3 separate regions of the Homo sapiens genome follow, and all the other regions are linked to region 2. The links are chromatin loops, found by intact Hi-C in ENCODE. Cell type or tissue: K562. All regions are shown on one strand.

The links. A loop is a pair of places that touch in the nucleus more often than their neighbours do. Peaks named below come from ENCODE experiments on the same cell type or tissue, not always from the same donor. Only the 100,000 strongest peaks of a DNase experiment are listed, where the experiment ranks them.
Region 1: it touches region 2 in a loop (4-fold over the local background); 3 of 110 quality-filtered maps call a loop at or near these places.
Region 3: a loop joins it to region 2, with 2.6 times the contacts of the local background. A loop is called at or near these places in 2 of 110 quality-filtered maps.

Annotation. Positions count from the first base shown.
Region 1 is chr11:16,335,182-16,340,181 of GRCh38, reverse strand. All of the region lies in intron 2 of SOX6 (SRY-box transcription factor 6), which reads left to right. Among named protein-coding and RNA genes, the nearest start is that of SOX6, 19 kb to the left of the region's middle. In K562, no CTCF peak of the experiment used is centred here; a DNase peak (open chromatin) is centred at 2,131.
Region 2 is chr11:16,278,110-16,283,109 of GRCh38, reverse strand. The region is part of intron 3 of SOX6 (SRY-box transcription factor 6); the gene reads left to right. Among named protein-coding and RNA genes, the nearest start is that of SOX6, 76 kb to the left of the region's middle. In K562, no CTCF peak of the experiment used is centred here; a DNase peak (open chromatin) is centred at 2,609.
Region 3 is chr11:15,967,624-15,972,623 of GRCh38, reverse strand. It overlaps SOX6 (SRY-box transcription factor 6), which reads left to right. Exons shown (of 16, transcript NM_001367873.1): 16 at 1-5,000. MIR6073 (microRNA 6073) reads left to right here and starts at 3,003; the gene lies at 3,003-3,091. In K562, no CTCF peak of the experiment used is centred here; a DNase peak (open chromatin) is centred at 3,063.

The sequences.
Region 1 (5,000 bases), 57 kb before region 2:
TTTTATTTCTTAACAAAAATAAGGTAATATTTACAATGCCTTTACTACTAATAACACATATTTAAATTCTTATTTGATGCTTAATGTCTCAGAGACTTAATTCAATAATTTATGAAGGCAGACATTTTTCTTTTTCAGATGATTTTGCAGACACAGTCAATGCTCTGAAACAGTAGGTGAGAAGCAGAGGATTGAAAGGTAGTTTCTAGACTAATTTTAGTTTTGAAAGGGATCAAAATTGTACAATTCGATCCACTGGAAGATTTATTTTTCTTGAGTAGGAAGAAGGTAATAAAGCAAGTCTGTTTTTCTGATTGAACTTAAGTTGTTCATTTTAACACCTCCAAGGTGAAATAGATATCCAGTCACTGCCACTTGCGTATTGGCAAGATAATGGAGCGATGTTTCATTTTTATTTAAACAAATATTTATTGAGTACCATCTATGTGCCAAGCATTCTATTAGGTGCTGACTATATAGTGGTGAACAAAGCAGACATGATGCATGCCTTCATGGAGTTTATAGTCTGGGAGAGGGAATAGAAATTAAATAAATATATACACAAATATATAATTAAAATGTGATGTTTGCTATGTGTGAGGAGAAAGAACAGAATGCTATGTGAGAACATAATGGGGCAAACCTAATTTAGAATAAATGGTTAGGAATGCCCTCACTGAGCCAAGGATGGTAAGAACTAACCAGGTAGAGTGGAACAAAGAGTAAAACTGCAGAGGGAACAGCATGTATGAAGTATTTGAAGTGAGAAAGTTACTGCTTAATTTCAGAAAGTAAAAGATGGCCTTCGTCGCTGGAGAGTTATGATGAAGGATGCAATATAGGATAAGATATAGTTGGAGAGATTGGTAGGGGCTATATCAAACAGGACCTTGGAGATAACATTATGGATGTGAGATTTGATCTAAGTTCAATGGAAAACGTTTGAAGCATTCAAAAACATTTCAAACAGATAAAGTCTGGCGTGGTATAATGAATGGATGGGAGAGAGACAAGAGTGAAAGAAGGAGGACCCACTGGGAGTCTATTTCAGAAGTCTAGGTGAGAGATGAATGGCTTGGATTAATGTAAAGGAAGAGTGGCTAGAGAGAAAGGATGGGTTTAAGACATATTTTGGCTTTTATGCCAAATCTAGTCATAGACAAATAAAAATAACTGGACTGGAAAATATGGGTAGAAGAAGAAATAATACAGTTCAAATTTTATTTCTTTGAGAACACTATACTTATTTTTCCTAGAAAAATTTTGTTTGTATCTTGATAAATGCCAAGTTACTTTGGTGGGTTATTATCAAACTTTTATGATCTAAAATTTTGTCTTAAAAATATATTAATAATTTTCTTACCAAATTTATATTAAATGTGGTTTATGATAGTATAAAATAGTTTAATGGTACAAATAAGTTAAATATTAATGTAAAAGAAATCATACTTGCTAGACATGTTTTCAAACTTTCACTTTCTTTTGCTATCAAACATTGCTTTCCACTGGAGCCTTTGTGTATTCCGAATGACTAGAAGCCAAAATATTTTGTTTAAACTCCCACTCTATAGTATTTCCCAGCTGTGTACTTATATGGTGTAATAAAAGGATTTAACAAATGGGAAATAGCAGCTGCATTTGGAAATTCCCTTTGTGCTTCTTTTTCACTGGATAGATTCAATATTTTGTAACAACTGTAATATCAGACCTGTAATGACTTATACTGTAAGTACCATAACACTTACAGGAAAAAAAACAATAGAAGGATTTTAAGTTTCTGGGCAGACCTGCAAACCTACATATATTGTGTGTGTGTATGTGTGAGTGTGTGTTGGAGTGGGAGGACTCTGCTAATATAAAATTTAATAAACATTTTACCTCATTCTACTTTAAAATAAATATGAAGTCAAAAACATGTTTATGAAATCAAGTAAAACTTGTAGTTTTTTAATGGATCATATTCTGTACTTAGAGTCGCAAAAAATAGTTGTGAAAAAATAAAACTTAAAAGAAAATCTAAAAAATAACAATAATTTTTTCAGCACTTATACAGTTTCCATTGTTATTTACTTTCTGTAATGGCCCTCATGGCCCTCATTCATGAACTGTTAGAAACAAGCCCTAAAAGTTTCTTATCTCTTGGGTACAGGAAGGGTTTTACTTTGAAATGTCATGACCACAGAGGAAGTTTTCTGTCAGAGAAGGTGAAGACAAAGCAAAGAAGCTCTACTAATTCCCACTTCCTGATTAGAAAAAAAATCTTTAAATGTGAAAATTCTGATTATTTTGAGGTGACACTGCAACAAAATATGAGACCACATAGGTTCAAACAAGAAAAATAATTTGTAATGGCATAAGCAAAGAAGGAGAATAGAAATTTTAGAAATAGGATTTCAAGGACCACTTTGAGATAAAAAGTTTTAGATTCTGATTTTAATCATAATTACCTATTTATACACACCAAATTGTTGAATTATAAATTTAATGTGCTATGTTAATTAGTGAGAGCCATTTGAAGGTTGGAAAGTTAATGTAAATAAGATTCACTATCCTCTATCCACAACTGCTACCACTTTCATCATGGCACCCAGTGTGCCAATACCTTTTTTGCAGAGGAATGTTGACACTGTCCACTAAAATGTGCTTTTGTTCTCATTAGGACTGACTCATTAGGCTGGAATACATTCACATAATTTTTTTCATGGAAAAATGTACAGGATATTATTATTTTTGATGTTAATAAGCATGGAGAGGAATATTTTTGTGATAATGTTTCATGACCTGTATATGATATTGTGTGTAATAATTATCTGCTAGATTGTAACTGTAGAAAGGACAGATAAACTTATATATTGTTGGTGATCTTGTCTGCAGATTACATACAATTTTTTGGTGCAAATTATGTATAGCTACTTGTATCAAACAGATAAATTGCAACGTACATGTTATTTTGAGCCTTCCCTTCCTTACTTTTTTTTCTTTTGCTTTAGAGTATAATTTAGAAAGGAGTTATTATCATCACTGGATACCTGAGTGTATAGTACCTACTAAAGTTCCAGGCACAAGGACTAACTTGTGAATAATGTAGTTAAGATCCCTGTTATCATAGAACTTATAGTCTAGTAGTATGGCAGACAATAAAGAAGTCTTATAGAGTGAGACAATTTCAGACAATGATAAGTACTATGAAGAAAATTAAGTAAGAACATGTGATAGAGAATTACTGCTTTAAAAAGACTGGGGAAGTTATTTTGGAGGAGGTGACATTTGAGCTGAAATTGGAATAAAAAGAATCACTGTGCAAAGATTTGGGGAAGACACCCAGTCAGAGTGTATAATAAGTACAAAAGTCTTGTAGTTTGTATGTTTGAGAAACAGAAAACAACAGAGTGGCTGGTGAGGCAGAGAATGGTATGAAATGAAATCAGGGAGGCTGACAGATTACAGATATTATGGAGTCTCATAGGCTACAGGGAAGTGTTTAAACTTTCTTTCAAGTGTAAGTAGAAGCCATTGGAAAATTTTAAGCAAGGGAGTAACATGATTTGATTTATGTTTTTAAAAGATCACATTGCCTGCTGTGTAGAGAGTGGACTGTGAGAGAGAACATCAGAAACAGGGACACCGATTAGGAAACCATTGCAGTGGTGCAGGTGAGAGTTTGATTGATGATAAGCAGAAGAGTGAACAGTTAGGGAGGTTATTCATTGAAGAGTTCTCAGAGATTCTGAAGAAGACAAAATTTACACAAAGGGTGGAGACAACGTTTTAAGTAATGTACATGTGGGCAGAAACATAGTCAAGAATGACAAGAAATGACGTTGGTGAGACCAAGGAGAGGAGGGAAGCGAGTAGAAATGCTCTCGGCCAGAGAATGGGCCGAGGTGAGAGACAAGCTTTTTGCCTAAGAAGCAACTCTTAGTAGGTGGCTTCTGTGGTAGGCCATGGAGATGTGGGTAAGGCACCAACACTCTTATGAGATACAAAATGTGATGATTGTAAGTGGGAACTTATGTACATGTGTACACTTACACACATTCTTATATTGATACACATTTTGGCAAAAATATACATGTGGCTTTTAACTACTAGTCTAAGTAGGTAGAAATAACCATAGTGGACTATCAGCCCCAGAATATCTGAACTTCTTATTTTAGAGACCTACTTAAATTCCTCCAGGGGAGTTTTTATCTTCTAGAAAAGTTTTAAAATAAGTTTCCACCTTAAATAAAAGATGTCAATAATGCCCTTTGTTGTAATTGAATGAAAATAATGGTAGGCATGCTGAGATATTTAATAAATAACTATTGGGGAAAACACCTTCTTGCTTGCAAACAATTTCTACTCTGCTTCTCTAGCTTTCAGTCTCATGAAGTTGCTAATCAACTCTGGAGTGTTTTGTGTTTTTCACTTGGAGTCATAAAATTGCTGGTGTGGACTTTGTACCATTTCTGGGAATGGAGCTATTGTCATTACATGATAACAATCCAGGAATTTTTAGTGAGGATCTAATCTTCAGTCATGCTGTTATGACAGACTTTGAGAAGATTTCTAATCTTGTTATTTTAGAGAAGATTTTAAAAACTTGAATTGTTGCCAGTTTTTTGTAAGATTTTGTCATTTAAGATAGTAGGCAGCACCAAAATGAAATTTATTTCCCCACTTTTATTGAGACTGTACTTTAGAAAGTGTAGTGAAACCCACTCGTTCACTTGGTTCTAACTAGTGTATAGTCATAGTCATAACTCCTAAGGTAAGATTTATGTACACCTTTGTGATACCTGATTGGCCTATGAAGCACTGGAAAAAAGTCCATAAACCTGTAAGGTTTAGACTTCTTGAGACATTTAGTTACTACTTCTCTCATTTTTGGATTTTGGAAATTCATTCAATTTTAGTAAAGTTCAAGCCTAGATTTCTGTTAACAGGTGAAAATGGCCATCCTTACCTTGAATCACTGAATAGTATTTTCTAGGAAGACTCATGGGAGATTTCCCAGT
Region 2 (5,000 bases):
TATATATATATATATATATACAAATTATATATAATTTACATATATATACAAATTATATATAATTTACATATATATATATATATATATATACTCACATCTCATAGGGCTCCCTTTCTCTCTCTCACCAAATAAATTTTGATTCTCCCATTTTTAATATGGGCAATTATAGAGTTGTATTTGATATCTTGCCAAAATATTGGGCAAATATATGTGTGCTTGTATAATCACTTCAAGTAGTAAGAACATTAATTTTAAAACTGTGGTTTAAAAATATTTTTAATTTTCATAGCTGATAAAGTAGTAATGGATTGTCAAAATGTATAGTTTTTTGGCGTATACATATTTTGACAATTGATATTTAGTTTGAAATTTCTTTAAATAACCTCCAAATTCATACCTATTTTTGCTATGGTTTAATAATAAATATAATTCAATAATAATGAATTATATATCTTCAAAATGGCAAATAGACTTTCAAAAACTGTTCAGGATCAAATGTTCTTATCATGGAAATGTGTTTTTTTAACCACCATTTAAAACTGGGCTTAAAAATTTAAAAAAGTTAGTGGGTATCAAGAAACAGTTATAGCTGGCCAATTTGATAGAGTTACTTTGCATATTCAAGAAATTCCTGTATTAATCTCTACTTCACATTCATTGTGTATGTAATGTTCCAATAATTAAACTTGTAAACATTTTAAAAATAAACTTTATTTTGAGTCCAGAAAACTTAACTACTTTCTTGATGAAAAGTAAAATAAATGAATATCTGTATTTCTTTCCAATAAAGACTGGCAGGCATGGTTTCATTATCCTTTCATCAAATACATATTCTTTATTATTATTTTATAATATTTAGTATAAGAATTATTTGATTGCATCTCTTCACCTCAATGGAAGGGAACAGATATAAGGCATTTTATTTGAGTTTCATGACTATATATTTGACTGAGAAATGAATATATGAAAATATTGTGGTAAACTTACTGAGATTTATGAGAGAAAGTATCCCAAATTAATTTTTTTTCTTGCATCTAGTGTGCATTGTATGTCCTGAATTTCCTAAATCTGTATTGTCCTTTTTAGTAAAAGGGTGTGTGTGTATATATATATATATATATATATACATGATTTTATATATATGTGATTTTATATATAATAACTTGTGTATATAACTTGTCTAATATTATGTAACTTGCTTTTATGTTAACGTTTATATTTGTGTGTTCGTATAACTCAGTGAAAATACACATAATAAAGCCATGACTTTTTTGGAATCTGAAGATATGAATTTGCGTTGGTGTATCATCATGGGAAAATCACTTAACCTTTTTGAATCTTTTATAATATTGGGAAGTTATTACCTAGGTGACAACATTAAATAACACATTTAATGAAGCTTAAATAATATAGAATGTTTAAATCACTTGCCAGACTTAAGTACTATATTAACAGATATTAATATGGAATCTGTTTTATAGTCACCATAGGGTCTATTAAATACGTATGTTATTGATTACTAAGAATCAACAAAGTTTTACTAGGTTTGGAGATTTTGTTCCAATCACTTCCACTATTCCTGAAAGCTTTGATTATGTCTGACAAATACAGTAGGAAAAATGAAATACATCTGTATATAATGTGTGGATATAAATATTTATGTGTGTCTTTGTAAAGATTGCTCTATCTTGTGGGAAAAATACTCATATCTTCAATGGTAATTCATGTGTCTTTCATTCAAATAAATGTACGAAAACTTCTTTGACATAGCATTTTGGGGTCTCTGTTACTCGGAGAGAGAGAGAGCATGCAGGCAGGGTAGCAATGACCATACACATATATGTGACACATACACGACCAAAAGCAATTTGAAAAGCTATGACTTCTGAACATTTGACATCTTGGATCCAATTTTATTTTTTAAAGGGGTTTATTCTGTTGGTAATAAAGTTTTAGGCTTTACTTCTGATACTTGGAAACTTCTTTGGAAGGGCAGATGTAGAGTGAATAGAAAAACTCTAACTCTCGTGTAGCTGCAAGGAAGTTTATCCTCTTTCTACTGTCCTACTTTGTTGAGGGCTGACTCTTTCAGACTGTAGGGATGATTTAAATTAATGACAATTGTACTGATCTGCTATAACTCCAGAGTACATTTTGTTTTCAACTAAAATGGATTTGGTTTCTATCAATATGTAGTATTTATATGACAAAACGATAATTAAGGCAAAGGAATTTATTGAAATAGTATGTTATTTATGTTATTACAGTGTCCTTATATATGCATATTGAATATTCATACATATAACCATACAATATGAACACCTTTCTTTGTTTTTAAAAATGCATGTCTAGCACATAAGTAATTCAACCGTACACAAGATAATACGATTCTCTTTAACTACTGGTGCCATTAGTCATTTGGTGAGAAAGTAGCTCATGGTCTATAGGGAAACACAGTTTGATTTGGATTGGGTTTTAAGAAGTCATTGTTTTGTTTGGAAAATGTGAAATCGGTGAATGAGCTTGTTCTCTTTGTAGAGGATTACAATAACACACGGAAGCTTATGAGTGCTTCTGACAGATGTGTTGGCGGTTTGCCACAAAGTGAAGGGTGCGGCCCTGACTGACAACTTGCAATTATATTATGATGAATGGTTCTGATGTGTGTTCAAGAGAAAACCACTTTCTAGAAAGTGAAAGTCATGCATACGGTTTCTATAAAAAAAAAAAAAGCTCAAATAAAGTATTATAACTTTCTATTTTATTTAAGCCCAAATTTGGTGGGCTAACCAATTTGAGTCATTCCCTTCTCACAAAGGTCTCTGTTTTTGATAAATCAAGGACAAAATCCAAAATTTTTGTGGGGAAAGCAAATTTGATATCATTTTTGGCATCAAAATTACTGTATCTGCATTTTCGACAAAACTGACATCTCCAAGGAAATATTTGACTCTTACGCATACACTGAAAACATATACATATGTCCATGGTTGGCCAATAAGACTAATGGAGTCAAGCATTGAGAAAGAAATGGCCTTTTTTGATTAAGTCATTTCTTGATACATTTTGTTGTTTGCTTACCATTGAAAAACTTTGTTTTCAAATGACGTGTGGACTGAAGCTTTGGGTCATTTTGAAATTGTTTTCACCCTTTTCTGATTTAATTTATCTTAAGAAAACTCTGAGTATAGCATCCAAATATAGATTTTTCAAGAGTTAGTATGCCTCATTGGTATACAATTTAATTACTCAGTAATCAAGCTATAATGCATAAAATATGTATTAACTAAGCTGGCACTTTTGTTTTCATGAATTAAGAAAAAGTTGATTTTCAAAAACTAAATCAAATAAAAATGTGAAAGTAGGTTTTGGGTGTATTTTCTTGCACAATACTTAAATTGTGCAATTTGTAACTAACTTTCAGCATATTTACCTAGCATATCTTATTTAAAATACTGTTATTTTGAAAATGTAAGTTTTCATCTGATTCTCTGATGTTCCCAAGGCATATTATTATTGAAGTTAGTCAAGGACTCTGTATTAAAAATATTTAATAAGCAACATTGTAATTGTGAAGATGAAATTCAAATACATGCTGCAACATTTAGCATATAAAGAAATATAGTCACAATAGCCAAACTCTTCAGAAATTGAAATATGAAAGTGAGATATTAAATAGTATTATTTTTAAAAGATAGTCTAAAAACTGGAGGAAGAGAATTATTGATTTACCCTATATTTCTCAAAATTTGTCATATGATTTTGCCTTGTATAGGTTAAAATGAGGTCATATAAAGTCTTGATATGATCCAAAAACAAGTTTCTTAGGAATTTGAATGACTTTATATCTCAGTTTTATAGTATCCAGTTTTTGTCCTTTGGACTTGTTTTCTTTTCATTCCCTTGGTAACATTTAGGGTGTATCCACTGTTGTATTTCAATAGTGGGACTTTTTCATTGTTACTGAAATACATTAAGCTTTTCAGAGTAAAAGAATGGCAGTGTGGAAATTACAGCATTCTTGTGAAAGTATCAAGAGTCCTGCAGTTTCGTTGTAGACAGAAATTCTAAGAGGAAAAAAAGACACTCACATAAGCTTTTTAGTGTTTTTGCTCATTTCACATTAGTCTTCCTGTACCTATTTTTTCCTCTGTGGCATCAACTCATCATTTACCATTTGAACCTATACATCCAAGAATAGGAAAATGAAGGCTTGATCAACTGGATGGTTATTGTTTTCTTTTTGGGTTTCTGTTTTTGAAGCCCTCTGAATTTTCTTTACCCCATTAGATCTAGGTCTATATTCTAGCCTCATTTAATAATCTATAAGAATTTTCTGTCATTTAGGATTTGAGTCCTTACTGTTAAAGTGACCTGTAGGTTTTCTCTTCATCCATGTTCAAGTTGATAAAATACATTATTTTCATCTTCAGGTTTTCTTTCACTATCTAATTTCTTTCTTTTTTTTTTAATCAAGCTCTAAACTTGATGTTATTGTTCTGGGGCCCCAAATCTTTGTGCTTGATTTAGTTTTCACTTGGAAGAGAAATAGTCACCATCTATTTGCAGGTGCAAGTTAAGGCCTGTTAGAAAGCTTGGCGTCTACGCTATGAGCTCTGAGTAATATTTTCTAGTGTATAGTTTTGATCAGATGAAGTGTGTATTTGTGGGAAGAAAGAAGCTTGTATTGTTTTATGTTTGTACCATAGGTCATAATTACTGTATTGTTTATAGGATAATAAACTCATTAGGCAATTATGCCTTGTTGGGTTATTTGAAACATTTGTTTTTAACTTGAATGCTCTCAGGTAGGTAATAATTAGATTTCATTTGGGATCTTTTATTTTAATGAAAGTTACCCAGAATAAACTGCATTTTTTTTGGTTTAAAAATTAAAAAAACGTTATTTGGCATTTTGGAAGTAAGCTAGGCTAAATAGTAGTAGCAAAAGAGGAAAGTCAGTTTTTCCTCTTTAAATGGTTGAGATAAGGTAACTTAAC
Region 3 (5,000 bases), 310 kb after region 2:
TTATTGTTATTGTTGTTGTTGTTGTTTTTTTAATTTAGGTGAAGACATATTAAATATGAGACACCAGGACTTGAAACTTATCTCAACCCGTAGATGTCTTACAAGTCTTATATTTTTGTCTTACTTTTTTTTTCTTTTGGATGTTGATAAAGGTTTAAGTTACTGTTTTAGATGGGGTTAAACATTCTCACTCAGGTATGCTGTGCCGGCCTACAGGTTGTGAATGTGTTTTTATTCTGAATTATTTTAGAAAACAACTGAGGATTTCATATTGTGAAACAGAACAAGTCCACGGCGTGTGCAGCTGCATGTAGAGCATATTCAAAAGGCCTCGGAATTCCAATTTTCCATTTGTAGAGTTAAACTTTGAATGTGCCAAACTTTTTCGTAACTTTTGAATCTTAATATTTTGAAAGTCTTAAAGGAGACACTGCAAAGTCTTAGACAATCTTTGGCATCTTAAAATAAAATAGCAAACCAACATTTTTTTTTCCAGAAAATGGTAAGGTACTCAGGAATCTGGAGACAAGATATTGTAAGGAATGAACAAGGTTGCCACAGTGCATGGACCCAATTGTGTTTGCCTGTTGACGTGCCATCAGTGCGTGATGTGGTATGACATACACACACCAGAGCAACCGCCACACCAGATATCGACAGAGTGGTCTTCTCTGCCTGAGACCACCTCTCACTACATCCATTATCCCTTTGCCTTTAACCCTGACATTCAGTCTTAACACATTTTATCTTAAATAATTTATTCATTCCAGAATGTCAAGGGTCCACTTGCTATTTATTTTTTTTCAATTGTTGGTGGCATTAATTTAATAATTCTTGTTTTTCACCTTCCTTCCCCGAAGAACTTTTCCGTCCTTTTCACCTCCTTCTCCTGTGTACATAGTGATTTTATGTCCCCAGAACGCCTGGAAGCATTTCTGAAACCAAGATATTATTAAAAACCTATTATTGTTTTTAATCATGAGTATGTATCTGGCTGCAGGGCTGTGTATTGGGATATAGGTATATAGTCTTACACTTAAACAGGTATGCCCCTGAGGTTCACTGTGACCTCAAGTCTTTTGCCAGAATTTTCCCCTAATTCAGTTCACAAGTGGTAGGGTCTGCATCAGTGGCATTTCCCCCTGAATTCCATTCAGCAGCAAGGTTCAACAGTGGTGACTGCCAGGCAGGAGAGTCCTGCGGCCAAACCTGAAGCCCAAGGCTCGTGGGCCATGCAGGAATCTCAGTGAAGCTGTCATGGGCTGGCACCTTTACACTGAGTTGCCTTGTCCCAGCTGGCACATCTAGGGAGTTCATTGCAAAATCCCCAGGATGCAAAAAGCCACATGACAGCCTCAGAGCAAAGATGGTGGCAAATAGTCATGATACATCTAGAGAATGAAAGAAAACTGTAAGGGAGGAGAAGGAGGGGAATACATTCCCTATATGGGATGTTCCTACTGTTAACTCTGGGGAACAGATAGCTCCGGGGGCAGCAGATGAGTTCCTCTGGCTGACTCTATCTGTAGCCACATGGGGACCTGCCTACGTGTGAACAAAATGAACTGCACTTATCACACAAGGATTTCTTTGAAGACATGCTACTGGGGTGGGAAGCAGTGAGGTTTTATTCCCCATCTCCTAACTACAGGGAGCTCTGCCATGTCATTTTGGCCTTCCTGAAACTAGGACAGGTTGTCTATCGGGGGGCTTCCCCCAGAGAGGTTTAGTGGGAGAATGTCAGTGAATGGGATAGTTCACCTCATGGGACAACCCAGAATCTGATCACCAGGACATAGGAATGGCCCCATCAGATTTCTTGAGCCATTTTGTCACTTGGAAGAAAATAGTGTACCTTTGTATTTATTTAAGAGTGCTCAAGGCCTAATAGCAATAAACAGGTCTAGCCAAGAAATTACAAGCTATTCTGTTAGCTGGGAGTGCTCTCTATAAGCTGATTAAGGTACTGATAGGAACTCTTTGTTATTCATGTTGGTTGGGGATTAGAAATTTGTTTTTGTACATTTATTTCAAATGAGGAGGAGGTCATTTTTTCTCTCAAAAAATGAGTATTTATTATTGTCTTACTGATTTCTTTGATTATATACCTCTCCTCCTCAGTTCACTCTTGTTTTTTTTCTTTCTCTTTGGCTTTTGCTTTTGCTCTCTCTCACTTCTTTCTTATTTTGTTGCATTGGTAGAGTGTTGTATGGCTAGCATTGTATTGTATGTAATTAATTTTGCACAAAAGCAAACATTTAGCATAGTAGGTTAATTTTGTTTGTTTTTATGACCATGCCAAAATAATATTCTGGGCTGGTGGAGAACAAAGGACTGTTCTTTAGGACTGAAACTTGATTTTGCTCATAGTAAGTAAAAAAAAACAAAAAACACACACACTCACAGATGTTGTTTCGTAAGTGTTATAAGCACTGGATATAAATGGTATTTTTTATCACTTCTGACTAATGTGAAACTGTTGTACGAAAACTACATGAACAAAAGTCATCTGTTTCGACTCGTGTGGGCTTGCCTCACAGTTGCCGGATTTGAGTCATTTTTATGTCTTGTTATTTCATTTATTTATGCAAAATACATGTGTGTATGAACACTTTGTTTTAGCTCCAGCTCTGCCTCAGTACTGGGGTTCATTTACTTTTAGCCATGTTCTTAAAAATGAAAGGCTATTCAGGAATGATCTGATTGTAAACGTCTTTTTCATTGGATCAAACAGTAATGCTGTATTTGAATCTAAATTTTGTGTATAAGCAGTTTATTTATTAGCCAAGTTTGGCTCTAAATATCCATGGAAATTAAGAATGACAATCATAGGGATCAATTCATTTTATTTTCAGTGGGGCTTAAACAAAGTTTATATGACTTTACCATCTCATTTTAGATTTTTCTAATTGTGTAAATATAACATAGAAATAGAATTTATTTTTGGTTCATGAATACTTAGTGAGATATAAGTTATGTATTTCCTTTTTGTTCTCTATCCATAGATGTTGGTCCAAACTGAAAGTTGATGAGTCACTGTGCCTCTCGGGGTAGTGAGTTATCAGCTACAGTGAGAGAGCAGTGTTTGGCCTGCAGCTGGGACAGCAAAACGTTTCACCAGGGTTCTCATGCAGTTCAGAACCCACTGTCCACAGATCCAGACATTTCCCTTTTTTCTTACAGAAAGTTGATGATTGGACATACTAAATTTCCACTACAGTTAGGAGACAGTCAGTTTGCTTTGGGAGTCTACATAAATCTTCTAAGATAGTTCTGTGACCATTTAATAGCAAGAAGCATGAATGCCACTACAAAGGCAAAAATCCACCTCTGAGATCGGCCGTTAATAAACGTCCCGTCATGTCAGTTTAGATTCAAGAATGTTAAGCAACTTTGTTTTTGCGGTGCTCCCTATTTCATAGTATCTTCAAATCAAAAATAAAAATTATCTCCATTTTGTTAAAGAACTTACAGGGTCAGGGTTCTCCTTGTCACTTAGAATTGGGACACTGCCAGGCAATCCTCTCCCAAAAAAAAAAAAAAAAAAAAATAGCCATATGGAATGGAAGGAAAAGGAGAAAAGAAGGAAGAAAGGAAAAAAGTAGGAAGGGAGAGAGAAAAAAAAGGTCGCTTTGCGGATACGAGCCGCTAGGCTGACAACTTTTCTATTTCATTGGCAGATATGAAGCAGTGTCTTTTCCAGTAAGGTACGGAAGCTTTGTTGTTTTCATGTGTACCCAGCTCAGCCTTTTAGAAGCACCTCGGTTTGCTTCATTAGGTATTTGATACTCTCCAGCCTTGTCCTCAGGCCTGATTTGATTTGCCAGGGTCCTGACACCAAAGCCCAGGCCAAGTTCTAAATTCAGGTGTGGGCTCACAGTGCTATTGAGCTTGTCGAATTCTGGCCTCCCCTGAACATTAGCCCCACGGGAGCCTGAGGGTGTTTGAAAAGGGCGTGATCACTCTAGGGCTGAAATTAAAGGCTGCTTTCTTTTCCTTCTGAAGCCAGGCTGCTTCTTCGGAGTACACCCTCCTGAGCCAGGAGCACAAGCACTAGCAGAAAGCAGGGATTGTTTCAGGAAAGCCCATTTACCCTCAGTAGGAAGGCAGCCTGGTCACTTGAACAGCACAGCTGAGGCTGCTTCTCTCAATTTACTCATTTTGCAAAGAATTGACCTCTACCAACTCATTAGGGAGAGGAAAAAGAATCACTTAGTAATTTTAAATCATATGAGAAGTCCTGTACCAAGTGCCAACAACTGCAAAGAAATGCAGCTAGAGGAATGTATTGAAATTACTACTGGGTCTTCCTTTTTAATGAGAAAATGACAAAAATGGTTGCTGTAGCCCTGCCTGATTTTGTACACGTTTGTCTAAGAATTGAGTTGGCACTTAAGCTCACTTCTCAAAGTATAATAATATTGTATGACCTCATTTGTCCTTTCACAAAAGCACTTGCATCATTTCCTTAAGTCATCTGCTCCCTGACATGTTTTCTTCCCTAATAAACAACTTCTGTCTGTTATTCCTGCCAATGATGTTCTGTTTCTGATGCCATATCCTATTGAGCGTGCCCCTGTACTAATATCATTGAAAATATTGATATGCAAACACATTTCCTTTTCATCCCCATTCTATCTTTCCCTTTGGGGACAGATTGCTTTCCAAAAGCTCATGAACAAATATTTGGAATGCTGGTACCTTTGGGGCAGAGGTAAGGGTGGGCGGGGTGGGGGCAGAAAGGTAATGCTTAATGCAGATAACTCTTCTAATCAGTGTCCATGGCAATATGAACGCTTGAAGAAAACTCAGTGACATATCTTGCTCAGTAGTTTCTTATTCCTGAAGAACCACAAGCATAAAGTGAGGCCTCAGTGCTGGTGCTCTTGGAGTATGGGGAATGTGCAAATATTTAACTGTTTTGTATGCTGCACATTGCAGGTCTGCTCATGTGCATTCTCCCTTTGTCTTCCTTTGTCATATGTGTTTTTGCTTTTTTG